Regions from separate parts of the Homo sapiens genome. Here regions 2 and 3 are each linked to region 1. The links are chromatin loops, found by intact Hi-C in ENCODE. Cell type or tissue: heart left ventricle. All regions are shown on one strand.

Region 1 (2,500 bases):
ATGCAGTTTCGGTCTGAGGAAAGAAAACACTGCGCCCCAGGCAGGCTGAAGGACGACTGTGTGATCCTTCCCAGAGCAGAAGACTTTGATGGTGATCACATGCCTCCTTCACTGCAAGGCAGACTGTCGGCTCCCCCAGCCTCTGATCCGTCCTTCCTACACATCTGAGTGAGACTGTGCTTACGGCTTTTTCTTGTGTGAGGGGAAGCCAGCCGTCCCTCACTGCCAAAGCTCTTCTCTGCTTTTGTAACCTCTAGGTTAGACTCCTGTGGTGCTTTATAGCTGCCTTCCTCCAAAGAGGAATTAAAAACTTTGTATAAATTCCAACAAAGGGGAAATGCTTTCCTGCAAATCGTAACTTCCACTATATAAACTACGATCATTTCAGTTTGGCTGGAGGTAACAGAGGACCAGATACAAAGTGACAGTAATAGTTTAGAAGGTGACACATGAAAGACACATGAACACACACAAATTCTGTCTCCACCAGGACATGTGAAAACCAATCACAATGAAACTCTCGAATTCTTAACAGCTTAATAAAACAAAGGAACATGGACACCTTTTCTCTAGAGAGAGAGTCACCGTCACCTCAACTGATGACCTAACTATTCAGCAGAATAGTTTTGTATATTTAATTCGGCAAACAAATTCCTTACTGGAAATTTCACCGGCTGCTCCCCCACTCTGCCCCAACCCATACCCCTCTCGCCCCTTCTAGGCCTGAGTAGGCAAGGTTATAGCCACACCAAGGGATGCTGCCCTTTTCAAGAAGACGAAAGCAATTCTATGCACATAATCTATTCTGGACAAAAGAGCAAATTGCTTTATGTATCTGTGCACACTCAACAGCAAGCATGTTGTGGTGAAGAAAGGCGCCAAACTTTATAAGTACTCTGGGATTATCACCAAAATACTCATGTACAAATATAAATTGCAAGGGAGAGGGTTTGTCCCACAACTTGAAGTCAATGAGGACCCTAAAGAAAAAGCTTATCTTCTAAATGAATCAGAATGAATTACACTATTCTAATCTTCAAATTAAGTGGGACAGAATCCTGAGGCAAGATTTAAAACCTGGTGAATTATGATCTTAATTTTTATAACAAAACTGACTTTTCAGGAGATGGATGAGCATCTTAATCTCTCCATCTTAATTACAGAAAACATACCAAGAAGCATTTACAATGCACTTAAACCACAAAAAGCATTAGGAAAGTACTAAGTATCAGAAGGAATAAAAAATTTGCTATCAGTGAAATACAAATCTCTAAAATGTGGTTACTTTCTTAACACAATAACTCTACGTCTCTAAATTTCCCCATTAAGAAAGTGAGGATCTTATTCTAATATCTTGGGATGAAAAAAAATGCCACGCAAATAAAGCTGATTACTATTAACTTCCAAGACCCGTATTTAAGTAGTGCTATTCTTCTTAAACTTCAAAGAGGTCTCCAGGCATCTCCCACTCACTCTACACAATACTCCTAAGGACCAGATGGTAGGAATTACTTTTCCCCTTTAGTAGAAGGAGGAAAACAGAGGCTTTACAGAACCTTGGCAGCTTGCTATACTCACACAGACAGAGCTGGAGCTAGCGCCTGGCTGCTGGAATCTGTTTCCTCCCAGCTGCTAATCCGTGAACCCCCAGAATAAACTTTTGACCATATTCAGGCTTCACCACGAATCAAGCAACTAAATTTAATGAGAGCTTTAAATGTAAAATACTTGTGTTTAATAAAATAAAAATATGGTTCTGCAGCATGTGGCCCAGCTCTGGTGAAACCGTGCCAGGCCAACAACCAAAACAGGCAGCACACCATCAAGTCGGATCATGATTTAAGCATCGTCAGATGTTGACTTGGAACCGTTTACTCGTAAGACCCCAACAGGACATTAGAATCAATGCCTAGTTATGTATTTGTCCAAATCATTCTTAAAATATGAGGTCAATAAAATAATGTCTTTGTGCTCAGTCTCACAAATTCTGAGTACTGGGCCTTTAAAAAAGCCTGATGTGATGGGTAGCTGAGTGGTGAATTGTCACATTGCCAACACCTGTCTATGGAGATGCTTTTTTAAATTATTAAAATTTCAGAGAAAATTAACAGGTAGGTCTAAACATGAACAGAACTAACAGATTGTACTTAATTCATATCCACTGGATCTTCATACTGCTAGTAACTCTTCTGGCAGACACCCATGAAATGCATAATAAATTACTTTTGTTCCAGTAAAGGAATTCGTTTTCTTCGAAGATTCATTTAGCAATAACCTTTCAGAGCAATCTAAGCCAGATTTCTTAAATTTGGCCATGTTTTCCCGTAACATTATTTCATGTTTTCTGACAATTTTGTATATTCTTATAGAGGCGTTGGGGGGGCGGGTGGGAGAAAACTGCAAAGAATCTGTAATTTGCAAAGAAGAGCTGTATTCTGGGATGAGGCTATAAGAAATGGTGAATAACTTCTGCCCACACTTATTCTTTATCCAGTATTCT
Region 2 (2,500 bases), 280 kb before region 1:
TGAGCTGAATCCTGTGTTTTTCTCCCCTCTTCTTTCATTTCCCTTTTTCTAGATGTCTCAATATTGGCTCCATTCACTGGGAAAATGTGTACATACCTCCAACTTCTCTCAAAGGAGTTCCTTACACTTAAAAGAAGGAAGGAAAGAAGGAAACCTATGGCAGACCCTGTTGGGTCCCTGCCTACATCAGGGTCCCTTGGCCCCTACCGTTGCCATACTGGTGACCCTCACCACCAGCAACTGCAGGTCTCCACACTGGGGACTTTTTTGGTTAAGGGATCTGCTGAGCCTGCAGATAGGGCAGGGCAGGCAATGCCTGGGGGTTGATGTCCCTGGACTAACCCTGAGCCAAAGGTGAAGAAGACTTCATGTTTCAATGTCCTGGCTTCCTTGCCACTAGGGAGGGAGAGCTCTAGATGCATCCTACACCATCTCCCAGATGTCCCCAGTGGGATGGCGCCTCAGCTGCTCACAGCAGTAACCTACACTGCTATACCATGGTAGCGTACCACACCCTACATTAGCTTCCCTCCTCACCACCTGGCTGGTGCTCCCACTCAAATCCCAGCCTAAGAATCTGCTTTCGGAGAGCCCAGATGAAGGCAAAGCAAGTGCTGAGTAAATACACTTGCTCATCCAGGGTTTAACCAGTGTGTGCACCTTTGGTAAGACTGTTCACATGTCATAGGAAATAGATTTTTGGCCTTCAAGTAAACCCATGCAGTTGCAAATGGCTTGAAGACTTAGGGGGCTATCCTGAAATAAGGTCACTGACATGCCCAGGTGCCGGGAAGCTCCTCTGGGGCCAGAGGCACTGATGTGCAGGTTGTGGGGGCCTATTCACAGTGCTCTGCTGGACATTTCCCAGCTGAGGCAGACCCAGGCAGAAACTGTCCCAGAGACCCAATTGATCTGCTGGGGCATCGCGGCTGGCACTTCATAATCCAGCATCACAGCATATGATTCGGATATGACCCACCACAGTAGGTACAATTTTCATTTCCTTCCTCATGTCCCCACTGGCAGTCCAAAAGTCATTTATGGCTAGTTTCAAAATCCATGATATTTTTGCAAATGTTTATGTGCATAATGTGTGTGTCTATGTATGGTGCTTTATGATCTAATGATGCTTTAATTAAGTTGATATTCAAATAAGCTTGAATTCTCAGAGCTCCCTGGAGATGCAGCTTATGGAATAGCAGATGATGGGGAAGGATAGTCCATGATTAAAACATCACATGGGATAAATGCCAAAGCAAAGGTCCCACCCCAGGAGAGTTATGAATTGACTGCACCGCTTCTCATCTCCACCCCCTCAATCATTGCTGATGGGCAGAGGGAAACCATTTTCTGCCATCTGGTTTTTGCAAAAGTCAGGCAGTAAGCTCCTTGGGACAAGGATCTTATCTTGTATAGTTCAACAATGAGCACATGGCTGTGTACACTCCAAAAGCCCTATTAGTACTGAATGCAATCATAAAAATAGCCCAACCGTGGACCTTCGATAACGTCCCTGCCGTCGGCTCAAACCTGAGTCACTGTGTCTGAAGGGCACTGGGTTCCCCAGGCTGATGCCTTATGACTTACAAATAAGCAGCACATCAGCTGATAAAGTGACTGGGCCATTATAAAAATCATACAGTAGTTCCTAGGATGCCAGAAAAACAGCCGTTAAACAACAACTTATTTTTCCCTTGGTGTTTGATTTTGGCAATGTGTTCTTTTCAAATGAGAACTATGCCAAACATCTTGTATGAACCCTTCTAGTCAGCAAGTATGTGAATGACCTCTCTATGGCATGCCAGAAGCAGGGCCAGGAGAGGGGAAAGGAAGAGTTGTGGCTGAAGCATGCTGGGCTCAGAACCCTTGCTCTGCAGGCGGAAGCCACCTCAGAGCAGCATCCAGAAGCTGGGCATGAACGGAACAGCTCACAGTGCACAGCAAGGTGTCACAGCCCTTCTAGGCTCACTTGTACAGGCCCCCTCGTACAGATCTCTGTGATTTTCAGGGTTGGCAGCCACTGATGTTTGCTCCCCGAGGAAAAGTGCACCAACTTTAGGTGAATGCCTCATTGTTTGGGGATCTGGAACTGAATTCTCCTGCAGGACTAGCTATGAAATCACTAGAGGACAACAGGAGAAAGCTCATGTAGTGCAGCTTGTGTTGGTGTGGAAATGGACAGATATGCATGCCATCCTGGGCACATGTGTCCATGCCATGTGGGAATGGTCAGGGGATGAACACAGCAGTCTGGGGCTAGAGGCAGACCTGGCACCAGGATTTCCTGAGGAAGAAGTCCCCCTCCTGAGTACGTAACTTCTTTTCCCAGGCTCTCAGAAGTAGCAACACGCTGATGCCCTGCAGCCTTTCTGGGTAGTAAGCAGGGCACGTGGATGCTGGAAGCTGAGCTCTGTGCTGGGCCAGCCTGAGGGCAGTGAGAGAAAAATCCCTGCAGGAAAGTCATTCCCCAAAACAAGCCCATCCCAGTTCCCAGCCAGCT
Region 3 (2,500 bases), 76 kb before region 1:
TTTAATTGCTGAGTAATATATTCCATTGTATGGATATAACACATTGTCCATCTGTTCATCCATCAGCTGGTAGACATTTGGGTGGTTTCCATTCTTTTGACTATTATGAATAATGCTGCTATGAACACTGTGTGTAAGTTTTGTGTGTTCTGAAACATTTTGCACACGATTCCATTATAACATTCTCACTTTGTATTACAATTATTTTTACATTCTTCCTTATTGAATTCTAAAATTGTCTAAGACTTTACCACTCTCAAGACCTGCCACTGTCACAAGCAAATCTGATGAATACGTGAATGAATGAATGAATGAATGAATGAACAGAGCAAATAATAAATGGATACTCTTTTGAGCAAGGTAGAGCCAGCAGGGTCATATTTATTTTCTGCAAACAAAAGAAGAGTTTTGGCAATAAGCCAGGAAGGCGTTGGCAACATAGGAAGAGAATAACCCTAAACTCAACTAACTAAATAAATATTAACAGCATCTCCCATGTGCATGTGAATATTGCTATATGGCTTCTCTTGTTCTTTCATAGGCATCATATCATTTGATATGTGAAGTTGGCAGGAAAGGCTGCTATCAAAATTAAGTAAAGTGCCTGGTTGAGCGTCTGCAGCACAGTGGAGAGAACAGAGCACTTCCCAAGGCTGCCCAGAGGAAAGTGGCGGGGCTAGGCTGGCTGTCTCCCCATGCCCACCACTCTTCCTTCCATCATACAGACTCCTGTTTCAATATCAAGACCTACATTAGGCCTGGCATGGTGGCTTATGCCTATAATCCCAGTACTTTGAGATGCCGAGGCGGGTGGATCACCTGAGGTCAGGAGTTTCAGACCAGCCTGGCCAACATGGTGAAACCTCATCTCTACTAAAAGTACAAAATATTAGCCAGGTGTGGTGGCACATGCCTGTAATCCCAGCTACTTGGAAGGCTGGGGCAGGAGAATCACTTGAGCCCAGGAGGCAGAGGTTACAGTGAGCCGAGATTGCGCCATTGCACTCCAGCCTGGGCAACAAGAGAAAAACTTCCTAAAAAAAAAAAAAAACACCACATTATTCTAATCCCATATTTGTAGTTCCCTGAAGGTATGGGACATGGATACCCACAAGAAACTGCTACAGACCATACCTCCTTAGTGCCCACACCAAAAGCCAGCAGTTTGGCAACCAAGGGCAGAACGGCTCTTCCCCAGACACTCAGGGCAAGCCCCATTCTCCTTTTGGATGATTGGACATATCATAAAAACTCCCATGAGCTCACCTCCAGAGTGGCCTGGAGTTCACTCCGTGGAGAATATGTCTCGTTCTCTCTGGAGCTGATTAGAAATGCCGAAGTGCACTAAAGGAAGAGAACACGAGCCTGGCTGCTGCTATTTACAGACCTGATAGGCTGCAGCCCCTGAGTGCCTCCAGCCTCCTGACCTTGTGTACCGAGAGCATGGGATGACGTCGCCTCGCTGGACACCTTCAGTCACCCCAGAAGTTCAGGAGGTTCCTGGTGACAGCTCATGGTGTGTGGACCCTAAAATAACTGAGTGAGAGGTGAATATGCTATTTCTAAAAAGTACAGCCTGTTCTGCTTTGGATGCCAGGGGATTATGTCACTGTATCTGTTCCTATCACAAAGGGATGCTTTTCTGGAGCGCCTACTGCGCTGCATGGATCCTGCATACATCAGGGCCAGGATTACCAACCAGGCGAAAGGTAGGACTTTCGCCTTCATCCCAAGTGAGGGATATTTGCAAGCACATAACCAAGAGAACAGGTATTCCAGTGTAACATGTTTGTGATGTGGGAGGAGGCACTGGAATCCTGAAACTCAAAGGACTCCCAGCCAACCGGGAACAGCCAAGAAAGGAGGTTCACTCCCAGGTAAGGACAGCAGCTACTTTTCCCTCAAGCATGTGATAGGTGCCAGCAGGGAGGGGAAAGTGGCCAAGCTCTTTTGCCATTGTGCCAGGAGTAAGGGCATGGTGTCCATGCTCAGCTTCCCACAAAAGGGGAAGAACACATCTAACTGGAGACCACCAACCACAGGCCTGGAAGGAACTTTGAGACAGCAAAGTGAGGTGATGAAGAGTCAGACTCAAGACTCAGGCTGTCTGGGTTGCCTGCTAATTCTGCCATTTCTTAACAGGATGCCTTGGGCAAGACCCCAAAGCCATTGTTGTCCCTGTACAAGAAGGTTAATATTAATATCTATTGTGTAGAATTTTCTAAGGACTAAACGAAGTAATGTTAACACTTTAAAACTTTTTTTAAATTCCTGGCACATTATAATAGGTGTGTATTTGTAATATCAGTGGAACATTTAGACTGTCACCTTCACTCCAGAAGGATTTTCATCTAGCCATCACACGTCACTGCATTTCTGTGTTAATGCCTGGGGTCTCGACAATCAGAAGTCTCTTCATGCTCCAGCTCTTCTAAGACCAGTGGACTAAAGATGCAGATTTTTTTTTTTTTTGAGATGGAGTCTCACTCTGTCACCCAGG

The links. Hi-C counts contacts between places; a loop is a spot of excess contacts. Peaks named below come from ENCODE experiments on the same cell type or tissue, not always from the same donor. Only the 100,000 strongest peaks of a DNase experiment are listed, where the experiment ranks them.
Region 2: it touches region 1 in a loop (2.0-fold over the local background); 9 of 110 quality-filtered maps call a loop at or near these places.
Region 3: it touches region 1 in a loop (4-fold over the local background); 15 of 110 quality-filtered maps call a loop at or near these places.

The regions. Positions count from the first base shown.
Region 1 is chr18:22,191,249-22,193,748 of GRCh38, reverse strand. The region is part of intron 6 of GATA6 (GATA binding protein 6); the gene reads right to left. Among named protein-coding and RNA genes, the nearest start is that of GATA6, 23 kb to the right of the region's middle. In heart left ventricle, no CTCF peak of the experiment used is centred here; no DNase peak of the experiment used is centred here; H3K4me3 peaks cover 1,551 bases; H3K27ac peaks cover 2,500 bases.
Region 2 is chr18:22,470,993-22,473,492 of GRCh38, reverse strand. It overlaps LOC124904260 (a long non-coding RNA gene), which reads left to right. Exons shown (of 3, transcript XR_007066305.1): 1 at 1-2,500. Among named protein-coding and RNA genes, the nearest start is that of CTAGE1, 54 kb to the right of the region's middle. RefSeq lists an enhancer at 552-2,500. In heart left ventricle, no CTCF peak of the experiment used is centred here; a DNase peak (open chromatin) is centred at 1,522; H3K27ac peaks cover 1,732 bases.
Region 3 is chr18:22,266,840-22,269,339 of GRCh38, reverse strand. LOC105372018 (a long non-coding RNA gene) reads left to right here and starts at 1,537. Exons shown (of 3, transcript XR_001753369.2): 1 at 1,537-1,877. In heart left ventricle, no CTCF peak of the experiment used is centred here; a DNase peak (open chromatin) is centred at 1,439; H3K4me3 peaks cover 935 bases; H3K27ac peaks cover 2,346 bases.